Regions from separate parts of the Mus musculus genome. Here region 1 is linked to region 2. The links are chromatin loops, found by intact Hi-C in ENCODE. Cell type or tissue: left cerebral cortex. All regions are shown on one strand. Links, peaks and the distances in the headings refer to the core of each region. The heading gives the core; the rest is flanking DNA. Region 1 holds the start of Atp10a (ATPase, class V, type 10A). Region 2 overlaps Atp10a (ATPase, class V, type 10A).

The links. A loop is a pair of places that touch in the nucleus more often than their neighbours do. Peaks named below come from ENCODE experiments on the same cell type or tissue, not always from the same donor. Only the 100,000 strongest peaks of a DNase experiment are listed, where the experiment ranks them.
Region 1: it touches region 2 in a loop (2.1-fold over the local background); 7 of 42 quality-filtered maps call a loop at or near these places.

Annotation. Positions count from the first base shown.
Region 1 is chr7:58,653,301-58,669,355 of GRCm38, reverse strand. It overlaps Atp10a (ATPase, class V, type 10A), which reads right to left and starts at 11,154. Exons shown (of 21, transcript NM_009728.2): 1 at 10,441-11,154. The coding sequence starts at 10,901. In left cerebral cortex, for the core only: no CTCF peak of the experiment used is centred there; DNase peaks (open chromatin) are centred at 8,108 and 10,987; H3K4me3 peaks cover 2,277 bases; H3K27ac peaks cover 1,019 bases.
Region 2 is chr7:58,735,875-58,751,929 of GRCm38, reverse strand. Atp10a (ATPase, class V, type 10A) reads right to left here. Exons shown (of 21, transcript NM_009728.2): 2 at 11,534-11,738. Among named protein-coding and RNA genes, the nearest start is that of Gm39019, 13 kb to the right of the region's middle. In left cerebral cortex, for the core only: a CTCF peak has its summit at 7,794 (motif pointing right); a DNase peak (open chromatin) is centred at 7,791; H3K27ac peaks cover 1,362 bases.

The DNA.
Region 1 (16,055 bases), core at 4,745-12,744, 83 kb after region 2:
TTTACCAGCTAATTGCAACAAATAGACTTTATGTGGATCAGATTCAAACATACAGATTGAAAAACGAATCCACTTAAGACCTGTGGATATTCAAAAACTGGGCTATTTAATAATTTAAAGAACTTAAGAGTTTTAGGATTGATGATGGTACTTTTAGGTTCATTTACTACAACTGGTCAGGTTCTTATTTTTAAAGCATCTACAGATGAAATTTTGCAATGACTGATAGTTGCTTCAAAATAAGTTGAGGGTGATATGGAGAACTATGCTTATGAGACCACCTTGTACTACACAGAGAGACCCTGTCTCAGAAAACTGAGAAGGTGAGAACATAGACAAAACAACTCTGGCCATAACACAGAGGCTTCACAAGCCATTGAGACTTTGGGCCCACATCCTTCTTTTCCCGCTAACACTATTTCCCTGAGTAACACTAGAGTTGTAAACAGCTTTGCCACTCCTTAGGAGTCCAATTACCATATGAAAGGTGAAAGAACCTGGGCTTTCCCCAGGCCCATTAAAACAAAGCTGCCTCCTCCCAGTCAAAAGAATACAATGCCAGTGCTACCTCAGGGCCCCAAAACTACACACTAAGGTCTCTTTTTTTTTTTTAAAGTAAAATCAGGCAGGTATGCTGGTGGGAGAGACCTCAACTCAGGAACTCAAAGCTCTGTAGAAGAAGAGAGGAGCTCACCAGGAAAGAGACAGGAAGGTAGGGACACAGAGGGAGAAGAGCAGTAGGAAGTCAGGATACAGAGCAAGGCACTGTGGAAGGAGAGAAGAACAAATGCTTAGGAGAGAGTCACATTCTCAGCTCTACTGAAACAACCACCCAGGAAGATCAGTGAGCACAAGTTAGAAGCTGCCCTGGCTCCCTGAAGCAACTGAGAATAAAAGTAATGAAGCAGGGCAATTTCCATAGATAGATAGACAGACAGACAGACAGACAGACAGACAGACAGACAGACAGACATGACTGAGGTCACACAGCAGACTGAAGACAAAGTCAAGCACAGAAGTGTATCTCAGTTGTAGAACACTTAGAATGTGTAAAACTAGGTTTAATCCCCTGTAGCAGGAAAAAAAAAGATAACTCAGATAAGATGTAGGGAAGTAAGTGATGACTTAGGTAGGGTTTGTATAAGAAGGGATGTCGAACCTAGCACCAGGGCTCCATGCACAGTGGGGCTCATTTATGATATACTCCTCAGTCACTGTTGCCTAGGGAGGTTTGTCTATGGAGATCTGTTGCCTACAGCTGAAGGGATGAGAATGCTGGTTCTAGTGTGTTAGATTGATTTTAAAAGACAGCTGTTTAAAGACAGGAGTAGGAAAGAAAGAGGCTTAGCCTGACCTTACTCATACTGAAGGGGCATCTTATCGCCCACAAGTGCAGGTGACCACAACACACACAAGAGAAGGTCCCTTATATGGGGCAGAAAAGCCTTCTGTAGTCCACAAAGGATGCTAAGAAGTGTAGTCCTTCAGCAGGAAACTATCATTCCTTAATCTGAGAGGGTAGACAAGCGTGGAGAGGCTAACTTTTATTGCTATTATATAGTTTTCTGTTATCTCCCATCATAGAGTATCCTGTGTATGTTGTCAAAGTTAAGTCTAAATGAGTGTTAACATTCTGTCTAAGCTCCACCCACAGTTACCTGGCGACAGGCAAGCTCCACCTCACAGTTACCTGGCAACAGCCAGGTATGCTCCGCCCCACAGTTACCTGGCAACAGCCAGGTAGGCCTGACCCACTATAAAAAGGGCTGCTTGCCCCTTCCTCGCTCTCTTGCTTTCTCTTGTTCTTGCTTTTCCTTGCCCCTGTCTCCCAATCCCTTTACCCCTCTCCATGGGCTCATGGCTGGCCTCTACTCCTCTACTCCCCTACTCTCTCTGTCTTTCTCTGCCTCTACAACACTTTTGATTCCCCTCTCCATGCTCTGAATAAACTCTATTCTATACTATATTGTCCTGTGACTGGTCCCTTGGGGGGGGAAGGAATGCCTCAGCATGGGCCCACTAAGGCAACTCCTTCCTCCACACCTCACCACACCTCCATAGAACATATCCCCCAGGAAAGTCCTGGGCTCAGGCAGTTCTTGGACCTATCCTTCCAGAGTACATTGCATGATAGCTTCATTACAGGACAAAGAGGCACGGGAATAAGATCTGCCAGAAGTTGGCTGCTTCTGCCTCTGATGCATAGGTCGTGTAGGCCAAAGCAGGGGAGAAAAAGACCAAAAATAAAACCTCCTTATCTAAAGACGAATTACATGCCATGTCTCACATGACAGAGGGGTGGATTCTCTGGCCCAGTGGAGGATCTCAGATTCTGCACCCACACTGTAAATGCCTCAAACAACAGAGAGGCAAATAGCAATGACTCTGCTCTCAGTATTTCCCAAATTGACATAAAGGGATGCTGTGACCAGGGCAGCCTTGTACCTAAGCCTACCACCTAACTAACATGAGACCACATGATAGTTCAATTTGTCATGCTCTTTACCCTGGCATTCAGTTCTTCCTCTTAAGAAAAGCTAATTTCAGGGACAATAACCTAACCATCCAAGGCCCCTCATTAAAGGAGAATCCCAAATACTTGGTCATCAAACTCACAGTTTTGGAAAATCCTTCAGAATACCAAAATAGTATCTTTGACAGTTTTATTTGTAGAATAACATATGATCCAAGTAGTACAAAGAGTTTGGCAATGATGCTATGGATGTTTTCTAAAACATTCCAAAAGCCAATACTAATTTAATTTTGTTATTTTGCTTTACAAATTATGCCTCTAAACAGGCAGTCTAATTTTAAGCAGGAAGGTATTAAGAAATACGCTTACTGTTGTCAGGACATGAAGACCTAAAGATTTGCCTGTAGACAAAAGGAGTAAAGAGTTGGCTTTAGCCTTCTTTGTTAATTCAATCTGTAAGGTAAATTCTTTATTACAGACGTTATATGACTGATTGTTTTCATCTGTTGGCCGAGTGTATGGAATGGGAAGGTAGATTTTTAAAAAAGGTTCTCTTAGTGGGCTTAGTTTTGAAAATTTTTGTAAAGTAAATAATTTACTCTTCACATGGTAGCCACTGACTTGGGTAGTGACTTGGGATGCTCTAGGATGTTCACTGGTTCTAAAGCTGTGAGTTTCAATCCCTTGGGGATCGAATGACCTTTCACAGGGGTCATATATCAGATATTCTCCATGTTAAATATTTACATTACAATTCCTAGAAAGTAGCGAACTTACAATTATGAAGTAGCAATGAAATAATTTTCTGGTTGGGAGTCACCATAATATAAGGTGTATTAAGGGTTATGGCATTAAGGGAGTTGAGAACCACTGTTCTAGAGTGTTCTCGAAAAGTAACTGTTGAGGAAAAAGCAAGGCAGTCACTATCTCTGGGAGTATACTTTTAAAATGGAAATTGAAAATAATTTCTTTTGGGAGAATACAACTTAAAATTACATTAACTCTTTTCACAGCTTGACATATAAAATGTATTTACTATATAACCTTGGGTTTAACAATTTGATGATAGCAAAATATGTATTGCCATGTTTTCAAATACTATGGTATGGTATGATCATTTAAGGTGACAGTTCCAAATTTTAAAATATTTAGCTTATCAAATTGTGTCTGGTTTTGTTCATTAAATAATAGCTGGTATTGTTAATATTTAATAATATTTAAAACAAATATACAAAGTTCATCATATGGGAAAGCAAAAAATACCACTTAACCATTGTTGTGGTATGAATAGATATGGCCCCCAGACTCATATGTTTAAGTCTTGGCCCATAGGAAGTGTTGTTATTAGGAGGTAGTACCTTGTTGAGTAGGTGTGTCCTTATTAGAGAAAGTGTGTCACTGTGGGGACAGGCTTTGAGGTCTCCTATGTTCAAGCTAGGCCCAGTCTGGCATACAATTTCTTTCTGCTGCCTATGAATCAAGATGTAGAACTCTCAGCTTCTCCAGCACCATGTCAGACTGGAATGCTTCCCACCATAACTGAACCTCTGAAACTGCAAGCCAGCCCCAATTAAATGTTTTCCTTTGTAAGAAATGCTCTGGTCATGTTGTCTCTTCACGGCACTAAAATCCTAACTAAGACAGACACTTTCTATTCAGATTCATTCCTTGGATGCTGACTTTATTTACAAAGCTTCCAAAGAGCTTGTTTCTTGTTCCTTACTTACAGGAGTCTGATGTTAACAAACAGCTAATTATAGAACTTGTATAGAACTTGGGTATAAGGTCAATTGTACAACCGATTTTAACTCATGTTAATCTTGATGTAAACATTTTTCTCATATAACCTTGTCTCTTAATATTCCCCACAAAGTTGTACAGTTATTATCTCCTGATTTATGTTCTATATCTCTGTCAACTATTAAGTTTTATCATAACCCCTTGCATGGACCCTCCTCTGAGACACTCTTAATTGCTGCTTCCCTTATCACCCTACTGTCACCCTTGAAACAGTTACCAAGAGATAAAACAGTTCGGTGACCACTAAAAAGGGCCTAATGAGGCATGGTCAGGCCAACTCATTGCTCTTCTTGCCACTCTAGACATTGATTTGGGGACTCAGAATGACAACAGCTAGACTGGAGCCTTTTTTGCATAGATTAACCTCTCTGTCTCACTAGCTCAGATCAGCTTAACATCCTTCAGGACCACCTTGACTCCTTGTCTGATACAGTACTCCGAAAGTAAAAGGCACTATATCCAACTACTGCTAAGGATGGGAATCTATGTCCTCCTCAAACATTGCTGCTTCCGGGCCAGCAAACCCTGGTTTGAAATGGAATCTAAAGACACAGGAACCAGGCAAGAATTACTCTGGCACCCTCCCACTCTGTCTTTCTCCTTATTATCCTCATACCTATGATTTTACCCTGTCTTTTAAATGTTTCCCTTCGGAACTTCACTCTCTACCCAAAGAAAATGTACCATATAAGCTCTCCCAATACCTATCTCCCTACAAAAGATCCATATATTCCTAAAATATCTGAAAAAAAAAGACCTTTTAGATGCGGTGGCAACACTCTGGCTAAAAGGAACCTTCATCCTTTTACCCTGTCAATTTTTTACACTAGCCCTCTATTTTCTCCTCTGATGCTTTGTAGCTCCCTGCTACTTCTGCTAGCTCATTTTGGTGGAACAATCCTGCCAATGGGATCAGTCACTGTCACCCTGAATCAACTCTATGAACACTCTCTCTCTCCTCTATTCTTCCCTATCCCTCCAACTTCCCAGGAAATCTCTGATTCTGTAAGCAAACCATCTGCTTGGGGGCCTCTCATAACTATTTCCAGGGTCTCTTTAGGAATGGAGGATGAAAATCACCTGATCCAGCATAGCCAATCAAGTTAAGACACACCCCCAGCTACATGACCAGAGGACTCTGAGGTACCCACTCTAACAAAGACTCTCTTCATCAGAAAGCAGTTATAACACCCCTGTCCTGCATTTCTTTATATCCTCTCATAGTTAGAAATGTTGGTTTACTGCTGAAGGTCTATACTTCAGCTTCTCTTGCAGACTACGGAAGTCACTTTCACCCCATAAGAGGCCACCTCCCACCTTCCCTTGGAGACATTTTGGCCATCTCATACATGAGTGACAAGATGCCCATCTTTGTGAATAAACATCGTCCTACCTAGGGTCAGGCAAAACCTCTTTTTTCTTTTCTTTCTTTCTTTTCTTTCTTTCTTTCTTTCTTTCTTTCTTTCTTTCTTTCTTCCTTCCTTCCTTCCTTCCTTCCTTCCTTCCTTTCTTTCTTTCTTTCTTTCTTTCTTTCTTTCTTTCTCTTTTTCTTTCTTTCTGACTTGTCTATCCACAGCTGTGTCCTTTTGATAAGCTACACTGATCACCGTCCAGACAATAGTTAAAGGGTGGGTTCTTCTGTTCCTTTACCGCACAGCCAACCCTCCATACCTGCAGGTTACACATCTAAGGGCCCAACCAACCTAGAATTAAGCCTAAACAATGCAAAAGAACAACTCCTTACATAGTATTTCCAATGTATTAAGTCATCTAGAGTTGATTTAAAGTAACCAGGGTATGTGTGTGTATGTGAGAGAGAGAGAGTTTGATGCAAAGATCTACACTCTTCACATAAGGTATTGAAGCATACTTGGTAATTGGTACCCACATAATCCCTGTTGGACACTTCATCTGTAGATTGCTATCAGCTATACATTGCTGGGACTCTTGCCCTGGACTCCTACCAGAACATACGCTAATGTGGGCTATCCCGCTCTCTCAACCCCTGTCCCAGAGACAGATATTTCTCAAGCCCATTAAGTGTGGCTCAGGGGATCTCCCTAAATAGAGTCTGCAATCCAGTAGAGGATAAAACGTGTTCAGAACATAGACAGTGACTGCTTAAAAGGCATAGCCTAGGAAGCTGCACTCCTGGCAAGCACTATAGAGGATCCTCGGCGCAAGGAGCTCAAGAGCCCTGTGACTGGGCAGCAGAAATACAAAATGCCATATGAAGAGTGACATGTCATTAATTCACCTTCAAGGACAAGGACCTGGGTAAGGGCTTTTATGCTTTGAGCTCAAAGTATTGGCTCTCACCCATCGTCCCAGCTACTCAATGACTGAGGCAGATGGGTTACTTGAGCCCAGAAGTCAGAGCAAGCCTGGGCACCAGACTAAGATTACACATCTCAAACACAGAGAGAGAGTGAGACACATACACAGAGAGAGAGAGAGAGAGAGAGAGAGAGAGAGAGAGAGAGAGAGAGAGAGAGAGAAAGAGAGAGTGAGAGAGAGGGAGAGAGAAAGAGAGAGAGAGAGAGGGATGGAGAGAGAGAGAGAAAGAAAGAGAGAGAGAACAGATCTGATTGAATAAATACCTCATTTGCACTGTAACTGAAACATGGCACCTGGAATAGGCACAAGAGAAGACAGACTTCCACATTTTACAGTAGCCTGTGGCTTCCTGTGCTTACCAAGGTACTAGTCAGAGTGACCTAACCGAGGTCTCTTCCTGAGCCCACTGAATTCGGTGACCCATGAGTCAAGGTTCATATCCGTCTTCACTCCATATGCCTTATAATTCATTCTTGGTCTCCCTATGCCCTGGCCCATGTGCTACTCCATTTCCACCATCACTGATCTGCAGCACCCACAGCCTCTGCACATCTCTGGTCACATCCCTCTCTGGTCCTTACATGGCAACTCCAGATCCTTACCTATCTTCTTCTCTAAGAGGTGTTTCCTAGTAATCACTCTGCTTCTCAGGATTAAGAGCCCAGCCTAGGGCCTCGCTCAGGGCCCTAACAGCAGCCCTGGATGGAACTCAGCTTCCTCCTCCTTTCACACAAAGGGCCCGATAATATCAATCCCAAACTTCACAGAATGGAAGAATTTGACCTGTCTTCCCATAACAAGGAAGAGAAGTGGGGCATAAGCCTACAGCTCTTCCCACAGTACGGAAGTGATAAAGGAGGGGGGGAGGGGACTTCTGCATTGGAATGATGAAAGGTCAAAGATGGAGGTAAGATACCTGAGGTAAGGCTCCACATACACATACCATCTCTCTCAAGCCCACAAACTACCCAGTTCCTTCCCTGGAGGAGAAGGAAAACTTCCAAGGGAAACTAAGAAATTAACTTAGAGGCAGGGAGTATGGGGAATATCATAGGCCTCTTTGAAGGCTGTACTAAATGCTCAGGAACCAACTGGAAACCTGAACTTCAGTAGATGTGGGTTTACAATGTCAGTTCTCTGCCTCTGTTTTCTCATCCACAGAATGGGGCGGCAAATGACAAATGGGCCACACTCTGCCAACAGAAAATAAACTATTTCCTAAAGCTAAAGTATTTTTGAAAAGGAGGCTACTGGAATGGCAGGCTGGATAGAAGTGGGAAATACACATTCCCAGATGCAGAGACTTGTTAGAGCCCCACCTTGACGTGTGCAGAGGACAGACACACGGTTGCCTAGAGTTGGAGACACTGAGGGCTTTGTATGAAGATTCCACACTGGCTTGCTGAGGCTTCTGGTGCACAGGATTCAGGAAATTCCATAGCCCTTCCCATCCACGTCATCATGTCTGGTGACTAGCCAATGAGCGCCTCTCCAGAGCAAGCACCGGGCCTTACGCAAATGTGGGCCATCACATAAGCATCACATCTTTGCTATTTCATACTCATTCCTGGGCCTATTCCCAAATCTGCTAAGCCTAACACATTGAAGATGTGATACTTTAGAAAAAAAAAAAAAGTGCCAGTGGTTCTTACAAAAAGTCTAAAAACCGCAAGCATAGGAATGTGAGAAACCTGTTTGAGGCTCAGACCACTCTGCAGTAGCTACAAGTTACTTAACCTCTCAGAACCTTAACACTGCTCAGGCAGTCAAAACATTCAAGTTGACCTAGGCAACACAACATGGACCCATATCAAAAACAAAACAGAAAACTCTCGTATAGAGAAAAGGATGTCCAGTCCTCTAAGTTATCCCAAGGGATAAGTTCAACATCATCACTCATATGTTCAAGGCTCAACTTGCCACTGAAAAGCAGGGCTTCTTAGGGTGTTTTCAGGCATGGTGAAAACTGAACATGAGCTGGGGCAGTGGTGGCGCACACCTTTAATCCCAGCACTCGGGAGGCAGAGGCAGGCGGATTTCTGAGTTCGAGGCCAGCCTGGTCTACAAAGTAAGTTCCAGGACAGCCAGGACTATACAGAGAAACCCAGTCTCGAAAAAAGAAAAAAAAAAAAAAAACTGAACATGAAGAATATCATCCAACTAGGAAGCCATGTCCAACAAGGTAAGCCAGAGACAAACAATGAACTGAACTACAAATGATGGCCAAGACATCATTTTCTTCAGGGGTGCTCCAGCTGATGAACAGAGAGCTCCAAAGGTGATCTACCTCCATGTGGATATCCAGGTGGGGAATAAAGGGAGAAAGTTCACCAGGAAACCCTGGCTCACATCAGAGCCTTGGGGTTCTGAGAGATGACTTCCATCAGAAGGAAGTAACTCTCAGGTCACCAACCTGGGAAGCAGCCCCTCAAGGTCTCTTTTCCACTGGAAACAAGTTTTGGCCAGAGGGGGATAGTGGTGGCCCACACCCTTAACCCCAGCACTCAGGAGGCAGAGGAAGGTAGATCTCTGAATTAGAAGCCAGCCTGGCCTACTGAGTGAGTTGTGGGTCAGACAGGGTTACATAAAGAAATTGTCTCAGAAAACAAAACAAAAAACAAAAAACAAAAAAAAAAAGAAGAAGAAGGAAGGAGAAGCTGCTGGTCCCTGTGGTTGAATTAGGGAAAACCTGGAAGAAGCTGAGGAAGAGGGCTACCCTGTAGGAGGACTAGAAGTCCCAATTTCCCAATTAACTTGGACCCCCGAGATCTTTCAGACACTGGACCACCAACCAGGCAGCCTACACCAGCTGATATGAGGCCCCCAACACATATACAGCAGAGGACTGCTGGGTCTGGGTTCAATCAGAAAAGATGCACTTAACCCTCAAGAGACTGGAAGGCCCCATGAAATTTAGAGGTCTGGTGGGGTGAGGGGTGGGGACATCCTTGTGGAGAAAGGGTGGGAGAAGGTATGGGATGTGGAAAAGTCGAAGGGTAACCAGGAGGGGAATAAAATCTGGAGTGAAAAATAAATTAATTAACTAATTAATTTTAAAAAGAACTAATGAAAGAGAAAAAGAGAGAGAAGGAAAGAAAGAGAAAGGAAAAAGAGGGGGGGTGGAAGGAAGGAAGGAAGGAAGGAAGGAAGGAAGGAAAGAAGGAAGGAAGGAAAAGATGGCTCGTGGCATGTCCCAGCACTGGGGAAACTAAGGAAGGAAGCTCATCACTAGGTCATCACCCTGAGCTACATTGAGATCCTATCTCAAAAACACTGCAGCAAGGTGGAGAAAGAAGAAGCCTAAGAAAAGGAGAGGCAAAGGAGGACAGAGGGAGAGAGAGGGGCACCGGCAGGGTCAGGGAGAAGGAGCAAGGAGACTAAAAAATGGTACCCAGACTGTGGCGGGATCATAGCTAACTTAAATGGATGGACTGTTGTTTTTGCCTGACCTTCAATCTAATCTGTGCCCGATGAATCAGAACTTTTTGTCCCAAAACATCTATTATCTAAGACCAAGCTATAAATTCCTGTGTGTTAAATGCCATGGTGACTTGGCCAAGGATTGAGGCCAGGACTTCAGGTGATCATATTCTAGGCATAGGGTAAGGGCAGATGTGGATGAAACTAAACACGTGCAACCAGATGCCAACCATTGGTTCGTTCTAGTTTAGAAATTAAGTTTAGTGCTAATCTGGAACAGGGGACCTGTGTGCACCCCTGCATCTTTGAGGATGAATGATTTTCACCTGGCCCAGGCTACTCCGCGGGCCATCCTGGACTCGTGCAAGTCACACTCAACACCCTTTTTTCGGATGCTCAGTTTGGCTCACCTGCTGAAGACAAGGCAGCCCAGGTGGTTGATTTCATGGTCCGAGCGGTGTCGGCTGTAGTCCTCCCACAGGTCTTTGATGGCTGTGACCGCCAGAATGAAGAGCACAGGCGCCAGTGCCAGGCCCGGCTGGAAGGCGTTCACAGCCGGCACAAAGTTGAGCAGCGCGATGAAGACGAAGTACACATTGGCTAGGCGGTGGAACTGCTCGAAGAGATTCTTGGGCAAGAAGGACAGCAGCGTGTACTTGGTGGTCTTGAGGCGGTTGTCGGCCAGGTGCTGGATGCAGCCGCGCATCAGCAGCCGCTCGCCCTTGGGGGCTCCGATCGTGGAGTCCTCGGTGCCCAGAGGCGGTAGCAGGTTGGAGCGCACCGTGCGCGTCCTGCCCTCCCAGCGCCTTCTTCGCGGCCGCCGCCATCCCGAGGATGCGGACTCTTCGGCCGCCGGGAGCTCCCGCTCCATGGCCGCGTGTCGCCGCGCCCGGCTCCTCTGCCGCTCGCGCCAGCCTCCTAGGTGATCATCGCCCGCCGCCCGGGCGCGGCAGCGCGGACTCCCCTCCTGCGGGACGCACAGACACCACAGTCAGCGTGCCGAGCCCCGCCCAGCCCGCGCAGCCTGTCCAGACTTCCAGGTCTACTAGTCCCCGCGGGCAGGAGGTCGCGGGCCGGCTCGGCGCTCTTCCCCTCGCAGTCCCCTCCCGCCACCCAGGCGGCCTGGGCGGTTTCCGCCGAGGTGGCTCCTCTGCCCCGCCCTCACTCAGCGCCCAGATTCAGATTGGGCGGATAGCGGGAAACAAAAAGAGCCCGCGCTGGAAACTTTAGAGAGCTTTACTTTCGTTTCTCTGAGGCATCCAGTTTAGTCCCAGAGAGTTTGCAAACTCACTGTGCCACTAAGAGAGGAAGACTGAGTATCAGTTCGCCCCATCCCCTCCTAGCCCGCGCGCTCTAACTAGAGCAGACAGACTTGATCCAGGACCAGGAAATGTTGTCTGGAGAGCTGGTTTAGGACCTCCTCAAGGCTGGGTCATTTGAAGTTAAACCCAGAATCCTTAGTATACCGATTTTCCAGTTTCCAAATTATGTTTTGAAAAGCGCATTGCCACCTAAGTACTCTCCATAAAGTCACTATTTCTGTCCCCCCCCCCAAAAAAAAACAAAACAAAAAAAAAAACAAAAAAACACCCTACCCTCCAGCTTGCACTTACTTTCAGATATAATTTTTTGGTGAACTGGAAATTTTCTTTTTCTAGAATTACCTTCAACATTCTTTGTTCCCCAAATAGGACTTTTTTTTAAATTTCTTCATAGAAGAGAAGATTATAATATAGATCCAAAGAAACATTTGGGTCACTGTTTCCCTGCCTGGTAAACAAGGACTGAGATTCCCTAGGGCAGTTTTGTTCTAGAGATCTAGAAAAAGACTGGGCAGAGAGGGAGCCTGATGGGCAGCTGAGGGAATGTGAGCAAAGGGTTCCTTTCCTGTTGATGGGAGAGAGGAGTTTACATACATTGAATATTGGGAAATTGAAGGTGACTTTGGAAGGAGCTGGGAAGCATACTACAGGTGAAGTAGGGGCCCACAACTTCCACTCCGTGTGCCTCTTTACAGATACAGAGATGAGAAATGGGGATATTTGTGGTCTAGGAGAGCATGGCTGGCAAATAAATGAGAAATAACTTTGGGGTACTTTGTGTTCAGATTTGAGGACCTTAGCCTCTTCCTTTAACAGGCTAGTCCTTCCTTTCTCTCCCTACCTCAGCACCATTTGCTAGCTTTGGGTACTTCCTCTGAGGGTCCTGATCTGGCTTTACTGAAAAATCACTTGTCTTTTCCTATCCCTCTTTTTGGGTGTCCAACCTTGTGCTCCTTGGTTCACATGCTACCCAGCTATTGGAGGTTATCATCCTTGACCAAGCCCATAGTAGTCAATAGAATCCAGCATTAGAAGAGTAAAGTAACAGCTACGGAAGGAAGGAAGGAAGGAAGGAAGGAAGGAAGGAAGGAAGGAAGGAAGGAAGGAAGGAAAGGAGGGAGGGAGGGAGGGAGGGAAGAGAGAAGGAATGAAAGGGAAGAGGAGAGGAGAGGAGAGGAGAGGAGAGGAGAGGAGAGGGGAAGGGAAGGGAAGGGAAGAGAGAGAAGAGAAGAGAAGAGAAGAGAAGAGAAGAGAAGAGAAGAGAAGAGAAGAGAAGAGAAGAGAAGAGAAGAGAAAATTTCCCTCCCTATCAAATATCCACTCCCAGTAAGAGGTTCAAATTTGAAGGGTGAAACCAAGATAAGAAAAACATTGGGCTAAAGTGTCTGCATTTCCCCCAAAAGAACTCTCATCTCAGGGTTGACAATCCTAAGCCAAAGATTAGGAGAAAATCCAGTCTTTAACACCTGACTCTGCTTTCAACTCCATCATCTAACCTAGTGGAGTTCCAGGTCGGCCAGTTCCTTCATTCCTTGGCGGTCGCTTGTCTTTACAGATATTCCAGGATTGCCCCACAGCCTTCAAGTCAGTTGACCCCCTTTTAAGATCTGTGCTTCATTCAGTCCCCACTGTCAATGTAGTCACATGAGCACTTTATTTCATTTCCTTACCCTCAAGCTCCTAGGAATCCCCCGTTGCTTTCAAAGTCAAATGCTGACTCCTCAGGCAAAGGTCCCTTGAGGACCTCGGGGAACTGGCACCAGATGCTTTAACTCTGCACCTTCTAGTCCCTGCCAACCCCAGGGTGAGAGGCCTCCTTACCCTTCTCAGAACAGACCGTGTCCCCCCGTCTACATTCCATGCTAAGATTCCAAGATTCTGTGAGTCACACTACCCCACCAGTCTGGAATCTTCTCTCACATACTCTTAACCAATCCAAATTCAGTATTTCTAGTTGGTCTTAGCTCATCTTACACACACATACACGCATGCATGCATGCACATACACATGTACACAATCCCAGGTTTTGTGGGACTTTTGAGCTTAGATGTTGCCCACCAGACGAATGCATAGACTTTAGGCTTACTTGACAAGAAACAAGGCTGTGACGTAGCCTGGCCAATGCTTGCCCCTCAAATCTCTGTACTTTTTTAATGGCACCTGGGTTCTGGGTCCTGGGTCCTGGGAAGATCACTGAACCCATCTTGTCCAGTAAGCCTCTTTTCATCACTGGTATTTACCCTGGCATTGTTGTGGGCAGCAGGAATGAGAAGGAAAACTGTCCAAGTCAAGAAACATACTTACAGCACTGAGATCCCAGCAGGAAGAGAATGCAACCCACAGTAAATCTTGAGAACCACTCAAGAGTCATAAGTGGGACCCTGTAGGGGTATAGGAGAGGTAAGTGAGAGGGAGTCTACAGGGCATAAAATCTGGATGAGGCAAAATCTGTGGTAGAACCAGGGACAGGAGATTATTCTGCACAAAGGCCTCAGAGAAGGACAGATCTAGAATTGAAATCGACGCAGGTAGGATTCTGTCTGCCATTCATTCAGAAACCCACAGTCCTTCCTCCTCCCCAAGTCTGTGCTGGAGTATGAGAATACCCCATGAACATCACCATATCCCAGTGTAGTCATCCCTAGAAGGAAGACATGAACATGCTGGAGCACAGAGCACAGGACACATAAGCATGCAGCTGCTGCCTCCGTGGAAAGAAGCCAGGAAGGAGACTTTCCAACAGCCCTAAATACAAGCCTGACCAAGGCTAGGAGTGATGCAGATGTCAAGTATAGGTAGTCATAGGAGTCTAGGTCCAGCAGGGAGATGTATGTCTGGAGCTAAGTAGGGGAGCAGAAACGTGACATCACATAGGTATATAAATCCTGGTGAGAATTTTGACTTTAATATTAAGTGCAAAGGGAGGCCTTTCAGCAAAAAAAGCATGTCATTGGACTCAGGTTTGTGACTCAAGGACCAGAGTAGAAGCAAAGGGGGCAGTATAGTAAGAAGTCACAGCCGGGCAGTGGTGGAGCATGCCTTTAATCCCTCCCAGCACTTGGGAGGCAGAGACAGTCGGATTTCTGAATTCAAGGCCAGCCTGGTCTACAGAGTGTGTTCTAGGACAGCTAGGGCTACACAGAGAAACCCTGTCTTGAAAAACAAACAAACAAACAAAAAGTCACTGCAGGGCAGATAGGGGACAGTGGCTCAGGCAGGTGGTTATGTGGAGGTGAAAGGGGGCTGCTTAGGGCAAGAGGATTTAATATTAGTTAGTATATCAAGGAAAGAACTGCATATGGCCAAGCGGCTGAAAGTGGAGCTGTCATCTGATGTGTCAGGTTGGGGCTGTTGTAGCTTTCAAATCTACTGGGAAAGACCAAAGACTTAGTCTCAACTCACATTTAAATTGACTGAATCTATCCTTACTTCGAGCAGGCTAGCAGCCTTAGAGTCAATCAGCATGCTGTGCTGAAGGGGGCTAAAGGAAGGGTTCTCAAAGGTGGGTATCAACGATGTACATTACAGTTATCTATGAAATCTACACCTGGACATGAAAATTGTTTTACTCCCCTCAGCTGTTTCTCTTTCCCACAATATAGTAATAAAAAGTTCACTCGTCCCAGTCCCACAGCAATAAGTGAGTGTACAAAAGCAAAAAGCAAGCTGTTAAATACCTCATAGCACAAACACCATTATCCCATTCTCATCTCACCTGCAGGCCCCTAGGGTCTCACAAGCATTCCAGGGCAACAGTCAATAGCTCTTAAGGGATGACTAGTGCCTTATTAAGTTGCTTTAGCCATCACAGGGGACTTGCATGTAAATTATTACACAGGTCTGAGCACTCTAGGGGAAGTATCTCTAATAAGTGGGATAGAACAGTTTATTTGGGAGAAGGCAATAACACAGTATCATCAGGTTAGAGCTGACTGTCACATTCCCACAGGGTGATGCCACAGGAACCGAGGTAGACAGGAAGGTCAAGTCTAAGAGGAGAGTTAACCAGTCAATATGCAAGAAAGAGTGGGAGAGAGCAGAGTTGTCAGCACGCAGGGTTTCGCTACCCTTTGTGAGGGACAGGGTTTGAATCTATATTTGCTGCAGTTGCATAGAAGCATGGGTCCCCCATGACAAAAGCAAAGGACAAGAGGAATGGTTTGTCCTTTTTTTAATAGATAGAGGATGGGTGCTAAGCACAGCAGGGTCAGGTAAGGCAATAAATTAGGAGGCAGTTTGGAAGTATATCAGCCTGCCCCTGTCAAAAGATTTTGTATTCCAAGATTCAACCTACCATAGCTAGAAAATATTTTGGGGAAAGTAGATTTGCATTGAACACATACAGATATATTTCTTTGTTATTATTCTCTGAACAATATAGTCAAACTCTTTCCATAGCATATCAGCAATATTGGGTATTAGAAAAAAAGTCTGTGAGTGATTTAAAATATCGGGGCATGCAATATTTTGTAATAACTACTAGACATTTTGAATATAACAGTTTTAAGAATCTAGGGCTTTGGTATCTGCATAAAGGTAGAAGACTGGGGAGCAGGGTTTGTGTGTGTGTGTGATTTTTTTTAAATATTTTTTATTACATATTTTCCTCAATTACATTTCCAATGCTATCCCAAAAGTCCCCCATACCCTCCCCCCCACTTCCCTACTCACCCATTCCCATTTTTTTGGCCCTGGCGTTCCC
Region 2 (16,055 bases), core at 4,422-12,421:
TCTACTATTACTCTGTATTAGTCAGGTTTCTCTAGAGTCACAGAATTTATGGATAGTCTCTAAATAGTAAAGGAATTTATTGATGACTTACAGTTGGCAGCCCAATTCCCAACAATGGTTCAGTCGCAGCTGTGAATGGAAGTCTAGCAGATACTCAGTCTCACGCAGCAAGCAGGCGAAGGAGCAAGAGCAGGCTCATTGAGTCCTGCTACATGGACTCAATAAGCCTGCTGGGTCCTGGTGAGGATCACGTTCTGATTGCACTAGCAGTAGCTCGTGTGTACAGGTAAACAGTGGCCACCATTTCAGGGAACGTGTACCTGAACACACAGGGTCAGAGAGACTTCAGAGGCAGGACTGAGCTTGATCGGGAAGTGACTAGACCACTAATAAAACGCTGTCAGTCAAGACCCAGCCCAGGAGAGTGGAGAGAGGTCAGAACTAAACCTTTCCCAGTGCTCGTGCCACAGTTAACTGAGGACATTGGGTGGACAGTGCAATCAGAGGAAAATTGTTCCCTTTGCTTAAAACAGTGCTCATGCTTTCTGATGCAGTTATTTCACAGATGCAGTCTTAGAAATACAGGCTTATAATGCGGCAGAAAAGCAGGGGCCCAAGCCATAGATGTGCCCCACTCCTCCAGTCCAGCAGCACCCTGCCCACCTCCAACACAAGGTCAGGCTTCTAAACGGACTCTCAGCAGATCTGTGCTTGCTATTTTTTCATTAACTGTGGGAACAAAGCAAACCAAGGCCCGGCTCTTTTTGTAATGTAAAACAAACACCAACTTGGGAAACACAAGATATCTCTTCCAGTGGAAATTAGTCTTCCCTCAAGGAAATCCTATAATAAAAAGTATATTCTAGCCAGGGGTTGAAAGGTGTTCTTTCACTATTTCTACAGAAAAAAAAAAAAAAGAAAAAAAAAAAACAAAAAACTTGAGGAAAAAGATTCTTCTGTCTTGGCAACTAATAGCTTGACATTTAACACATCTCTAAAAACAAACAAACAAATAAATCCATGTAGCACAAGTTCTGAATATTGTTCCATCACAGATTCTGGCTCCTTATGATGCCCTGTCATTCCCAGATTTTAGTAATTAGCACATTAATACACAGACAGTCAGCTTTCTGGAAGAATGGAGCCATATATTACTGAGCCAAGGTTCTCTTCTACTATTGCTGATTTTTCCGGCCGGAAATTCATCAAGAAAAGGCACTTTCCACCTCTGGGAGCAGAGTGAGCTTGAATGAGCTCATGGAGATGACCAATGTGACTGACACTGCACATGGAGTAAAGTTCCCTCTGAAAATACACTGATGGTTGAATTGTGCCTCTTTCAAAGTCCTATGCAGAACTACCAAATATGACTGTATACATGGAACAAGCCTTTGAAGATGTGAGTTAAAATGGAGTGTTAGAGTAGGCCCTGACCCATTGTGACTGTCTCCTTATAAAGACAGGAGATGAGGTCACAGAGGAAAGAACCAGTGAAGACTAAAGAAATGGCTACCCACAAACTGAAGAGAGCAGCTCAGATGGAGCCAACCCTACCAAGCCCTAGCCAACCCTACCTTGACCCCTAACGTCCAGTCTCCAGGACTGAGAAAATAAATTCAGGTTTAAGTTCCAGAATGTGTAATTCTTGATTTTAGTAGTCTAAAATATGTGTGTAGGAGACCTCAGCTATGCTGCCCATAACTAGAGCTGTAAAAACCCTTAGATCTGGCAGCTGAAACACGTCAGCAGGTGTCTCTACTCCTAGCTCCTCCAGACCGAAAGTGAAAATGAGCAGAGATGACTGAGCAGTGCTGGGCCCTGCGGTCTAGAAGCTGGGATATGAGCCAAGAGTATCATTCATACCTTCATATGAGGCATCACTTTCTCTTGGCAAGACACAAGCTGCCTTTCTCCTCCATTCCGCTGGACATTTTCTGTTAAGACTTAACGGGTGAGTTTCTATGTTGCTTAGTCTATGTTGAAAGAGTTGGCAGCACTTAGGTTCCAGAGGACCAAAATGTACAATAGTCTTGAAGTCATTAGCACAAGAAAAGACTTCCTGAACAGAATTCCATTCGCATATGTACTCAGATCAACAGTTAATGTGTTAGTGAAACTAAAAAGCTACGTACACCAAAGGACACCACCATTCAAAGGTACAGGCTACACATTTTTTACCAACTCCACCTTCTACAGAGGATCAATATCCAAAATATATAAAGAACTCAAAAAAAAAAAAACCTGAACATCAAGAAAACAACCAAATTTAAAAATAGTGTATAGATCTAAACAGAAATCTCAAAAGGAGAAATTCAAATGACTGAGAAACCCTTAAAGAAATGGTTAACATCGTTGGTCATCAGGGAAGTGTAAATCAAAACACTTTTGAGATTTCATCTCACATCAGACAGAATGGCCAAGATCAATATAAGAAATAGCAAGTCATGCAGGCAGCAATGTAGAGTAAGGAGAGTATTCATCCAAACTTGTACAGCAACTAGGGAACTCAGGCTGGAGGTTCCTCTGGAAGCTGGGAAAGGGTTTACCTCAAGATCCAGCCATACTACTCTTGAGTATATACTCAAAGGAACTTTCATTCTGTTGCAAAAAACACTTGCTCAACCATGGTTTCCTTTTGGTTTTTGTTTTTTTTTTTTTTTTAACTTTTTGTTTTGTTTTGTTTTTTTGTGGCTCTCCTCATAATAGCTAGAAACTAGAAGAAAACTAGATGTCCATCAATAGATGAAAGGATAAAGAAAATGAGATACATTTACACAAGGGACTATTACACTCACTGTTTAAAAATGAAATCATGAAATTCATGGGTAAATACATGTTACTAGAAAAATCATCCTGAGTGAGCTAACCTAGACCCAGAAAGACAAATATAGTATGCATCCTCCTATATGTGGATGCTAGTTGTTAAGTCATTGATAAATTACAAACCATATAATCACTGAGGCTAGGTACAGAGTAAGGAGGTAGAGAGGAAGGCTGTATCTTCCTAGGAATAAGAATAGATAGTTAAGGATGGACTTGTAGATGGGGGAGTGAAATGGGAAGATCAAATGGGGGAAGGAGGAAAGAGAGAGCAAGAGAGGAAATACAGAGAGGGATGCTAAAACTAAGGGCCATGTGAGGGCTCATAGAGAATCCTAATATAGTAGAAGCTTCCTACTGTATATAAATATATAATGGAGATTTAAATGATATCACCAAATAATAGGCGGGAGAGAGTCCAACTGAACATGTCTCATTACCAAAGAAAGTTCCCAGTCTGGACTTGGCTACATCTAATTGAGTTGCTGGTTAATAGAGTCCCATGGGAATCTATGAGTAAGATCAGTGCCTTGCTCAGCCATCAGAGACGCTTTCTCCTTTAGCAAATGGGAATGAATACAGAAACCCAGAGCCAGAAAATATGCAGAGAATAAGAGACCTTGAAATCCTCCACAATAAATGGGATGCCTCCAACAAATCCCTCAACAACAAATCTCAAGGCTCATGGAACTTGGTGGAAGAGGAGGTGGAAAGTGTGTGAGCCAAAGTGAATGGAGAACAAGGAAATATGGCCTTCCAAGCACAGCACAAGAGATGCGCATAAAAACTCAGAGACTGCGGCAGCGTGCACAGGGCCTGCATGGGTCCGCACCAGGTGGGCTCCCAGAGCTGAAAAGAGAAATGTACACATTACTGACCCAAAATCTATCTCCAACTATTTGAAAAAAATTAGTTTTTCTCAAAGGGAGTCTCACTGAAGAAACAAAACACTCTTAAGGGCAGGCCCCATGCTCAGAAGTAGACAGCCAACAAAAATGAGTTCAGTGGCATTTGGGGAGGGTCTTTGTCTCATAATGTTGAGTCAGAGCATCTTTTTAAAAAATAAAATAAAATAACCAACAACAACAACAACAAAAAAACCTTTATAGGTCCTTTGCATATATAGTTTTGGCTTCCCACTTTATGTCTCCATGGGATTGCGTGTATGCAAACCTGTGCCTCTGCATCCTCTTGTGCTTTTTCTTTGGGTCTTTTTTCCCCCGTTTTGTGCTATCCCTACTGGTTTGCTTTGTTTTAGCTTATTGTATTTTGTTATTGTTCTTTATATGCTTGTTTGTTTTCTACCAAGGATCTGCGAGGGTCTGAGTCTGGGTGGGAGGAAAGATAGGGAGGAACTGGGAGACGTAGGCGGAAGTAAAGCCATAATCTGGATATATTGTATGAAATGTATTGTATTTTCAGTATAAGTAAAAAATTAAAATGTCAGTGCACACCTGGGAAAGGGTGCAGCACCCAGTGGGTGAAGGGAGTATAGCTGGCACTGCTAAAGGGTGAAGGTATCTTGCCACTTTATCAGAAAATGTCACAGTGTAGACTGTACGTATCCCCTAGATGTTACAGTGATGCCATTGGAACCTGATAGAATCTATAAGACATTGGGCCAGTTGGGAGAAGTCACTGGGGAACAATGGGACCACTGACCCCTTCCTCTCCCTCTTCTCTTTCTGGCCATGTGTGAGTGAGTTTGTTCAGTCTGTGCTCCTACTGCATCTACTCAACCAATAGCTCATGAACTGACTCCTCCTAAATGATAAATCAAATAAGCCTATTTGGTTATCTTAATCATGTGTTTCAGTGAAAGACAAGGAGCCCAGGCTAGCCTCAAATTCACTATGGGGCTGAGGATGAGCGAGAACTCCAGATTCTCTTTCCCACCCCCTCCACCAAAAGGGGGGGGGGGGCTTTGATTTCTGATGCTTTAACAGTCTTAGACTCTGACCCTGAAAAATCCCGTTCCAGCCTTTCTAAGGGAAATGACAACAGTCCACAGTACATAGGATCTCCTGAGCCAAGGAAAAAACACAGGCTTCAGAGTCTACTCTGGAGAATTTCCTGCTTGGTGGTCAAGGCTCCTCGTACTTGATAAAGGCCGGATGAGCAAACCAACCAACCATTTGATGTTTTGTCCAAAACAAACGTAGATGTGTAAGCCTTTGAAGTTGACCTAAGTTAGCCTTTCTCTCCACACAATGAAAAGCTTACTTTCAGCCCATGACAGGTGCCACTGATGAAAGTCAGTCACGCCAGGTAAACAAGAACTATTTGTTCTTTTAACTCGAAGACAAAGTTTAAATTCGACATTTTCACTTAGTTGAATCTTTGGAGTGGAAGTGGGAAGCATATTGAATTACTGGTTGTTGATCTCAGGGCTTCATACACCCTAAGTGTCCACTAGTGAAGGAGAGAGACAGAGACAGAGACGGAGACGGAGATGGAGAGACAGACAGAGATAGAGAGACAGAGACAGAGACAAAGACAAAGACACAGAGAGAATATCTTTAAAGGGCTCTGGGCCAATTCCAGACCTATGAACCTTTCCTCTGATATTTCCATGTAACTGACTTTGGAGCTTAGGGGAGGCCACTTCTCATCAGTCAGTGACACCCACATTTCTTGGCCTTTAGTAGGTGAGGAACAGTGGGGAGTAAGGCATTCTGACACATACACTTTAGTATGAGTGACTAAAAATTGCTTTACTGAATCTGACGGGCTAGAGAAGTTTAGATTTGTCCCAGTCTCAGATTAGTTAAGATTCTCAAGGGGCCCTTAAGTCACTCTGCAGCACATGAGTCATTCATTAGCATAAATAAAGTGGAAGGCTCTGAATTCATCTCACTATTGAATCCCAGATTGATCCTGTCAGATAGCACAATTCCATCCACACCTGCGTAGGTGACAGCTTTTCTTGAAGTCAATTTCATGCCTTGTAAGGTCTGCTTTGCATCCCCATCTCACAGCTTCCACCTCCTCTATCTACCTGTGGATGGGTGACACTCCAAGACACGCTCTCACCACAGTGAGAACTGAAACATAGCTTTTCTCTTGGAGGCCACATGCAAACTAAACAAACCATGTGGAGAAATGCAGAGGTACACCTGTAGACCTCAGAAACAATGGCTATAAGTAAAATGCAGTGAGCTGGTCCCAGCTATGTTCTATGGGCATGGAGAAGTTTCTGCCCATAGGACACTTTGCTCACAAAACAACTGAGAGACAGATGACAGCAGAAAGGGCCCCTTCAACAAAGAGCAGAGTGTTCTTAAGTCCACTCTGCAGTGGATGGAGAATCTGAGCACACTGACCTACAGCCTGCATCCGCAGGCGTGTCAACGACAAGACTGCAGGCCCTGTTCCTCAGATCATTATCTGAGAGACCCACTGTTTCTAGAACACGTTATCGGTGCAGAAAAGATTATTTACCATTCTGTAAATTTAAAAGTAATACAAGTCAGGTGTGCTAACACATGCCTGTAATTTCAGCATTTAATGAAGCTAACGCAGGAAGGTCACAAGCCTGAAGTTAACCTGAGCTACATAACCAGATCTCTTCTCTAATACTACAATACAAAAGTACTGCAAATATTTGTGCATACTTCTGTACACACATTCTTGTGTACAGACACACGTAAAAACATATACAATCACACCCACTTATAAACAGAAACTTATTATCAAGTGGGACAGCAGATCCACTTAAGAAAAACCATCAGAACACATAGCTTTAGTAAATCAACTGACAAAGAAACCACTCATAGAGGGCTCTTCTCCAACAGAGGCAGCCTCTGGACTGGCCTGCCCTCCTCTTCCCACCATCATCTGAAATTCCAACCCACCCCCACCCCCACCCCCAAGTTTCATGACTCTACTTCTGTTTTATTTCCACCTTCCACCCCATTCACTTCCTTACATAGATAATACGAATGCCAGAAGAAAATGCTTCTAGTTTTGATTAATGCACCTTTGATGCTTAACAGATGCTCTATAAATATTTGTTGAATTGTGTTAACATCTGCAAAGTTGTATATGACTTGTAATGCTTAGAGAATACCTTATTCTGCAGAGCTGTGCATACAACTATTACTGGTGAGCTAGAACTTCTTCCCTGGGCTTCAGTGGAATTGACACAGCTTCAGGCTAGGCCTGCAGGTCTGTGTGAATGGTTGGAAAACCCAGAGAAATCCTGAATGCTTCTGACCCCTCCCTGATGGTTCAGACAGTACCTGCTTGTTCCAGCTCCACCTGGACCAGCAGTTTTAAATATGGTAGGTAGAGTATCTGCATTTGCCTTATTTATTTCACACTGGTAACACAATGAGATGATCATTATTTCATAGAATTCATTGTTTTAGAGCATGAAAAATTTTAAAAATAGTGTTTACTGGATCTCAACGGCAAAGGCATTATAAGAGACCATAACAAATGTGATGCGCAAATAGGAATGTAATTTTTCACACTGGAATTCCTTTCTGAATTCTTGGATGCTATCATTAAATTCCAAGTTTTAAATGAAACATTTCTCTTTAAGTCAAAAACTCTTAAGTTTCCTTTGACAGAGCTTGATGATGGAGCCATCTGCCCAGTCTGGACCCTCACCCATATATTAGGTCTGAGTGGGGCATGACCATCACCTCCTACCCATTCTATAGCCCCTCGACCATGTTCAGTTTTATTCAGTCATCGTCACTGAACAAACACATTTCCACTTCAGGGTGTGTGTAGGTCTGTGTGACTGCCACAGAGAGCTAGTGTCTTAATATTCCTTCTAACATTCAGATTATGTTCAAGGTCCTCTTTCTAGAAACATCCTTGACTGCTGAAGATGGCTACTTTCTCCAGTATTAGGCCCTAACAGAAGCATCAGCGGGTAGACCTCTTTGTTAGTCTCTCAACAGATGAACACTTCATCTTACATGAATGACAGTGTAAGAGAGATGCTAAATTCTACATTGTCAGTAGAGGGCACTGGTGGGAGGTGGAGGAGTAAATGACTAAATCCAAGTTTCAGGAGTAGGGGAAGTGGAGAAAGACATTGTTTGGGCCACTTCAAGTCACTAGTCACTTTCTCCATGATTTATTTCAGGATAATAAAACTGAAAAACTTCTCTGAGCTAGGCTCAAAGGCTAGGGCTCCGTGGCACAAATGTCTAGAAAGCATCTGCCTGTCTTGATTATGGCTCACTGCAGCTGCCAGGGCTGTCCACCTCAAGAACACATAGTGTAGCCTCCCCAGTGGCCAGTGATCAGAGGGTCCCGTGGTATCCAAGCTTGGCAGCTCTCTATGATCCTCTGTGGTACATTTCCAGTGAGTTCCAAAATTACAGTTCCTCATTAGCCCTCCCCACCACCATAGGCTATGGAAGTGCCCTGAGTAGAGAAGGCTGTGTTTTGTCTTAGACCTGATGCTTGCAACAGCCACTCCTCTACCCATCAGCCTTATCCCAGATTACATTTGCTTCCTGTGTGGCACTGCAGTTTTCGCTTCAACAGCAGAATACCTGGCCAGTGAGACAGGCATCCTGTGCTCCATTACTACCACCACAAGAACACATAAAAGTCCTTGATAGACTTTCTCTGGTGCAATCATGTGTGACTTGTCTCCTGACTGGACTCTGATGACACACTCCTCCCCTGTGGAAATGGCAAGGTCATTGGTTATTAAAGAAATACAGACATAAAAATCCCTTCTAATTTAAGTTTTCCTGCAGTCTACTCCTTCCAATTTACTATCTATCAAATGGGTAAAATATTTCTGTGACTCTTATATAAATCAAGATTGGGTTCATTCTTCATCTTTCTATGGCTTAAAAACAAAAGAAACAAGCAAGCAAAAACAAACACTTAAATACAGAGAACTTGCATTGTAATGCTGCTATGAGACACTTGTCTTGTCAGTTGTTGGACATTTAGAACCAAAGACTTATGGCTTTTTACTTTCAATAAAGGAAATAAATACATAAATTTCAGAATTATAGTATGTCAATATTAATCATGAAAATGAAAAAAATACATCAATATGAAAACCAAAATGTGTATACATCTTGAAGAATTTTGCTGCTGTCCAAGAAACCATTAATAAGAAGTCAGAGTTCCCTAAATTGTTAGTGTGACCTAATTTGACTAGATTATGACTCAGTTCTATTTGCTTCCTCAAGTCTCCCTAGAGGGTGATAGAGAACAACCTTCTGTATTAGTTACTTTTCCTGCTGTGACAGGCACATGACAGACAGCAGCTTGAGGGTTTATCTCTGCCCTTCTACAGATACAGTCTACCATGGCAGTCATGGCCATCATGGCAGCAGATACATGAAGCAGCTTAGTCACACACACACGACATCCAGAGTCAGGAAGTGGAGCATGAGGGATGCTTGTGCTGGGCTTGCTGTCTCCTTTCTAGTCAGTCCAGAATCCCAGGCCAGGGATGGTATTACCCACAGCTAAGCTGGGTCTCTCACTTCAGTGAACCACATAATCCCTCACAGACATCTCAAAGATTTGTTTCCATGGAGATTCCCTAGCCCATCAAATTAAAAAGATTACCCATCATACCAACTTTGAATCTTAAGCATCCCACTTACATCTGACTTGTTTATAGGAAACATGATGAAGCTACAAAGTGTCACAGTTGCTGCTTGAGAAATAAGAGGGGTTTAGAAGAGTTCAGAAGTTGAAGAATAAAAGACATGAAATGATTAAGTTCTTTGGAGTTAGCTAAGGAGTCAGTCCGTGTCCATCCCTACCACCATGCTAAACATGGCCACTATACTCTTGGCTCTACATATCATCATCTTTCCCTCAATTTCAGATACTCACACGTGCTCACTTAGGTCTGCCTCATCCTCTACACACTGCACTACTTCTGTGCTGCTCGTTGTACCGGGCCCCACCTCTTCCTTCCTCCTGGTGAGACACTGAAAACTGGAAGGGGACTTGTGTCCTTTGCAACTGTCATTGCTGCACAGTGTTATCTCCCCACACATCATCTACTTGTCTCCTGAAGAGAAGGCAGGAGTTTCATGTTCTAGGACAGAGAAGCCAGGTAGGCCCAGGCTAATAGGCATAAGCCTGGCTTACTGCTAAGACTTAACACACTGCCCTGCACGTGGTCTCACACAACTACCATCAGAAAGCATAATTATCAGGCAAGGTCAGAAATTGCATGGAAGAGCCCCTAACAAACAGGTTTGGTAGACTTCCTGTCCCTGGATAAAAGTGTTCCACTTAAACAAATGAATGTGTACTTTTGTCTGGTATGTATATGTGTATGTATATGTAGGGGGTGTACATATATGTATATATGTAGTACTCTATATATGTTTATACATATACATTAAGTTTCTCATGGTTATTTTGTTTTCAATGATGTCTTCTTACATAGCCCATCTGCGCTTTGAGCTGTCCCTCTCCTGCCTCAGTTTCCATCAGCCCTGATTATAAACATGCACCATTACAATACAGTAATTTTGAAATTTTATGTCTATGGTTTCACAAAATATATTTGGTAGACAATCAAAGAGGTTTTTTGTTGTTTTTGTTTCTTAGTCTTAAGCGGGAAAATTGTGATGGAAACAGGAAAGAGCAGGACACCAAGGCAAAGACTTGTAATAAAGTGACATCCATGGAGGCAGCTGGCTCAAACACTCCTGCCACAGGTCTCAGCATTAATCTCTCTTTGAGGCCTTCTTCTCAGAGTGTGAAGTGGCATCTCTGCCAGCGATGGTGAATGAAATAAACTGCAAGATATTGCAAGAGTGGGAGGCAGGGCTCCTAGACCCTCAGCAATCCTGATCAAGGAATCACTTCATCCACAATGACTGCTCCACCTTCCTTCAGATCCATAAACTATCAAACAAGGCCAGTTGCTAAAACCAGGCCCCATGGACTATGCTTCTAAACCACATCTCCTAGGCAAGTGGGTAGGATGACGCCATGTGGCAGAAGGAATCTCCAATGACATCTTCTTTGAATGCAGTACTCACTTCCTTCGACTACTTTTCAAAGCGTCCTCAGTACATGCAATGGCCAGACCTGAAGGACTGACTCAGACAGGCAATGTGAGACAGAGTAGGTATGGTCAGGAGGAGGTTTCCTCACTTCCTTTTAGACAGTTCCGGTGTCTGGGGACTTGTGTCTCATGATTTCATTCAGTGTTAGCACTGGATGTCCCTGCATAGGCTTAGAAGGGGCAACCCTTATTAAGAACATGCATGGCAAAACCCCTTTGGGATTTTTTAGCTTGTTTGTGGGTAAAACCTCCCATTCCTATTCCCCACTCAACCCCATTCTTAGCTGTTGTTTAACACATCAGAGGCAGAGCTCAACTTTGGAAGCCCCGAGGCTGAACTGAACAGGTCCTTTGAAGAGATAATGTTCCCAACCTACGTAAGAACAGGTCGTGATTCTGCTATGCTGCCATTTGGTGACCTAGAACAAGGACTCAGTAAACGCTGACTGTTTCAGAATGTCCCCTCAGAATTCTTCAAAGACTAAATATCATTCTGAGAAACTCATTAAGTGTACACTGGAAATCACAGTCGGAAAAAGCCCAATCCACACAGGAACAGGTTAAGCATGGGCTTAGGCATGAAGAAGGGCTATCAGACTCTGAGTTACTAGGAAAATTGGTCCAGCCCAATAACAGAGGCTTTCAGACGAGACAGATGCCTGTGGTGCTCTGAGAATGCAGACCACTTACAAGCTCCGAGAAGCCACGGACCACTTGGCGCCGCTTCAGGTTGGTCTCTCCATCCAGGTTAGCAGTCTCGATGTGGCACAACCCGTCAGGGTCACTGGATGACAGCAGCAAAATGTCCGCAGGTATGATTTCATTGCAGCAAAGACGGACAAAGTCGCCCACTCGGATTTCTTTCCAGTATCGATTCACATACTTCTTTTCTTCCCTAGTGAGAGACTTCGATTAACATGGTTGACAAAATCCAACTATGCTGAATTTGGCCAATGAGTACTTGAGAGTCATTTAAATTTTTTCTACTTTTTTCACTATAAAAAGTTATTTAAAGAAAAAAAAAAAAAAACAAGATGAAAGCTATAACTGTGCATCACTGTTGGAATTGGCCAGAATAGACAGAACTATAGGGACTGATTGTGGAAAGCTACTGTGCTGGAAGGAGGGAGATGAAGAGTGACTGCTTAATGATCGAGGAGGGTGCTTTTGGGTTGACAAAATGTTCAGGAGCTAGAGACAATGATGTGGGAGTTCAACACTGTGGGTACCATATATGCCATGTGCTTCTTCACTTGAAAGTAGTCAAAATGACTATGCCCAGTCCTGTACCCCAAAGAAGAGAAAGCAAAGATTCCTACAGATCACCTGTGTTCATTGTGGTATGACAACAGCCAACATGTAGAATCAACCCATCCTCCCACTGATGAACAGGCAGACAAATACAGTGCACATACAGAGGAATATTACCCAAAGAAAGCTAGAATGCAGGTGAACCTTGAAGATGTTGTGCTAGTGAAGTAATGATTCTCAAAAGGACTATCTCATCCCTCCACTCATAAGGGACTTCAAGCAGGCATATGTACAGAGGACAAAAGAGTTACCAAAGACTGGGGGACCAAGGAGCTGAAGGGGTCTGCAACCCTATAAGTGGAACAACAATATGAACTAATCAGTATCCCCCAGAGCTCATGTCTCTAGCTGCATATGTGGCAGAAGATGGACTAGTCAGCCATCATTGGGAAGAGAGGCCCCTTGGTCTTGCAAACTTTATATGCCCCAGTACAGGGGGATGCCAGGGCCAAGAAGTGGGAGTGGGTGGGTAGGGGAGCAGGGTGGGGGGAGGGTATAGGGGACTTTTGGGATAGCATTTGAAATGTAAATGAAGAAAATATTTAATAAAGAAAAGACTGGGGGAGGACAAAAATATTTCTTCATTGATATAGTTGCTACCTGGTGATGGCAAAGTTATGAAAATAGTGATGATGGTTGCCCTGCACAGCTTCATTAATGCTACCAATGTATACATTTAAAATGGTCACAATGGCAGATTTTTGTCATATGCCATTTTTCTTTATTTCAAAATGTAACTTAACTGTACTGGCAATCTTTATGTTATGTTTATTTACAAGAACTAAAAAGAACATCATTTAAAAAACTTTAAACTAGAATTATATTGCACCTGTTTAACAAGACATTGGGTTGTCTTAGAGCTCTTGCGGGGGGGGGGGGGGGGGAGTGATCTCTGAGCAAAGCCACAATTCAGGATCTGGTCTGCAAAAATGGACATGAGGCCAGGTCCATTCTCCCCACTGAATCAAGAAGAAACCCATGACACCAACTACAGTTACCAACCTCTGTAGCCTTCAGAATGTGCTCACTATGTCATCCATATGACCACTGGGAAAAGCAAACTTCTAATCCAACACAAATGTCACTTTTAACTGTTTCTTGGATGTTTTGTATACAGTGTAAGGAGCTGGCTGTGAATATATCCAACTGTCTTAAATTCCACACTGGATTTGAGGAAATCCCCACGAACTTCAAGGGCTACAGGTGCCGCCTTCGGATTCTTGTGTTTCCCTTCCCTGTCTCTCTCCTCTCATCTGTCTCAGTCTGGGTCACGGTCTCTTGATACAGAGGCTTTGTTGCCCAAGCTGGCCTCAAACTTCTGGACTCAAATGACCCTACCGCAGAAACTAAAGTAGCTGGAACTGCAGGTACACACCACCACTCCTGGCTCTTCCTCCATTTTACACCTCTATTTTCTTATGTTTTACTACTTCAAGATCCACCAAACCAATGATGCACAAAGTGCAGCAATGGCCATTATAAAGTAAGATTTAAATGTAGCTTCTATCCTCGAATATAAACACAAAGAGAGACACAATCACTAGAGAGCATCCTGTGGGCTGTACCAATCAAGCCCATGTAGTTGATCATACACCCCATACAACAATACATGCTTCCATTTATGTCCAGTGTAATGATATATAGACTTACTATGTTTAGCCTAGGGAACTGTATGGCCCACTAATCACACTAAGATTCCCTGTGCCCGTCCCCACCCTACCCAGAAATGGGTAGCTATGAGACAGCACATAGAAGTGACACTCCATCACCCATCACTCCATCCTTTTTTGGTAAGAGAATTAATTGATCAGTGTCCCACCTTTTAGTCCCTTACAATGGGCATTAAATTTCCTTGTAATTTTTTGTGGGGTCTGTCTAATTACAGCCCAGACCTACCCAATGGGAAGAGGTGGACAAGAAAACTTTCTAAATGCAGAAGCCTTGTGTCTTAGTCAGGGTTTCTATTCCTGCACAAACATCATGACCAAGAAGCAAGTTGGGGAGGAAAGGGTTTATTCGGCTTACACTTCCATGCTACTGTTCATCACCAAAGGAAGTCAGGACTGGAACTCAAACAGGTCAGGGAGCAGGAGCTGATACAGAAGCCACGGAGGGATGTTCTTTACTGGCTTGCCTCTCCTGGCTTGCTCAGCCTGCTTTCTTATAGAACCAAGACTACCAGCCCAGAGATGGTCCCACCCACAAGGGGCCTTTCCCCCTTGATCACTAATTGAGAAAATGCCTTACAGTTGGATCTCATGGAGGCATTTCCTCAACTGAAGCTCCTTTCTCTGCGATAACTCCAGCTGTGTCAAGTTGACACAAAACTAGCCAGTACACCTTGGAACCTCCTATATGAGGACAGCTGGCAAGACTCGGAGCAGACAATACAGCTAATCCCTGCTGGCCATAGAAAGTGTGATGAGATCATGTTTGTATGGTGTTTAGCGGCTTATATGTGTGACTTTTATTACACAGCCATAAAACCAACACATGTCATCTCTAACTCCTACACCAAGGCTAGGGCCCTCCAGCCCTTCCTCTCTGCTCCCTTTTCCTCTTATTCCATTTTCTCCTTTCTTCTTTTCCCCTCTTCTCTCTCCCAGGCAGCTCCATAGTCTATATATACCAAGCAGTAAACAAGAAATATGCCCATCACATAGGTTTACAATGTCCACTCCTGAGAAAGAATTATGTCATGAAAGGAAGTGTGGTTCACCAGAGGGTGAAATGACACATAAACAAAGGGACTTGACAGTGTACAGCTGTGAAGCATGAGCTGGGATGTGGTCACACATCATAAATCATAGTCACTCCAGAGGAATGACAACCAGCTCTTCTGTTAGCCAGGCACACCAAGATTCAACTAACTGAAAACTGTCAACCCAAGGAAAGTTCAGAGAGCAATTACAAGAGAGAATATGTGTGTGTGTTTCTTGACATTCATCAACTACTGATGGCTGGAGATATCCTAGACCCTAGAGCAGTGCTTTTCAACCATCTTAATGCTGGATCTCTTTAATATAGTTTCTCATGTTATACTGACCCCCCCCCAAGCAAAATTGTTTTTGTTGCTACTTCATAACTATTATTTTGCTAATGTTATGAAGAATAATGGAAACATGTTTTCTGATAGTCTTAAATGATGACTTCTGTTAAAGGGTCCTTATACTTCTCCCTCAATGGGGTTGAGACCCACAGGTTGAGAACCACTGCCCTAGAGGCTAACTTTCTGCCTCTTTTCTAAACCAATTAACTTTCTAACTGTTCTAAATACTTACTGTTAAACCTACAGATAAGGGTAGCTTTAATTCCTCACCAAAGAAGCTTCTTTTTACAACAAATGGTGACCATTACAGAGAACAAATGGAGACCATTACAGAATGCATAACTCATCAGACTGCACAGAATAAGTGACTGTGGTATGTTCAGCCAGCCGCACCTGATATATTTACAATGTACTCTTTACATATAAGGCTCAAGACATATTGGAAAGGAGGTGGAAATATTGTAAACCAGAAGACTAAGATACGGGCAGCAAAACAGTGTTACCTAGACATGACAAGGAAGTTGGCACCCATAACATCTTAAAAACATGGATGCTTAAATAAGACATGCATCATGACAACACCAGTGGGTGTACTGATGAAGATGGGAGAAATCCCACAAGAGCTGCAAGCAATCAGTGACAGCTGAAAGAGAATTTCAACTTTCTCCAATGGTGAGCTCCCTGATAGGTTATCATCCAATCCGAAGTAATCATCCCTTAACACATGTACACAGGAACAACACTAAATAGACTCAGTGGTTTGTTGCTTTTGTTGTGTGTGTGTGTGTGTGTGTGTGTGTGTGTGCGCGCATGCACGCACATACATGTAACAATAATGAAGAAGAGGTCATG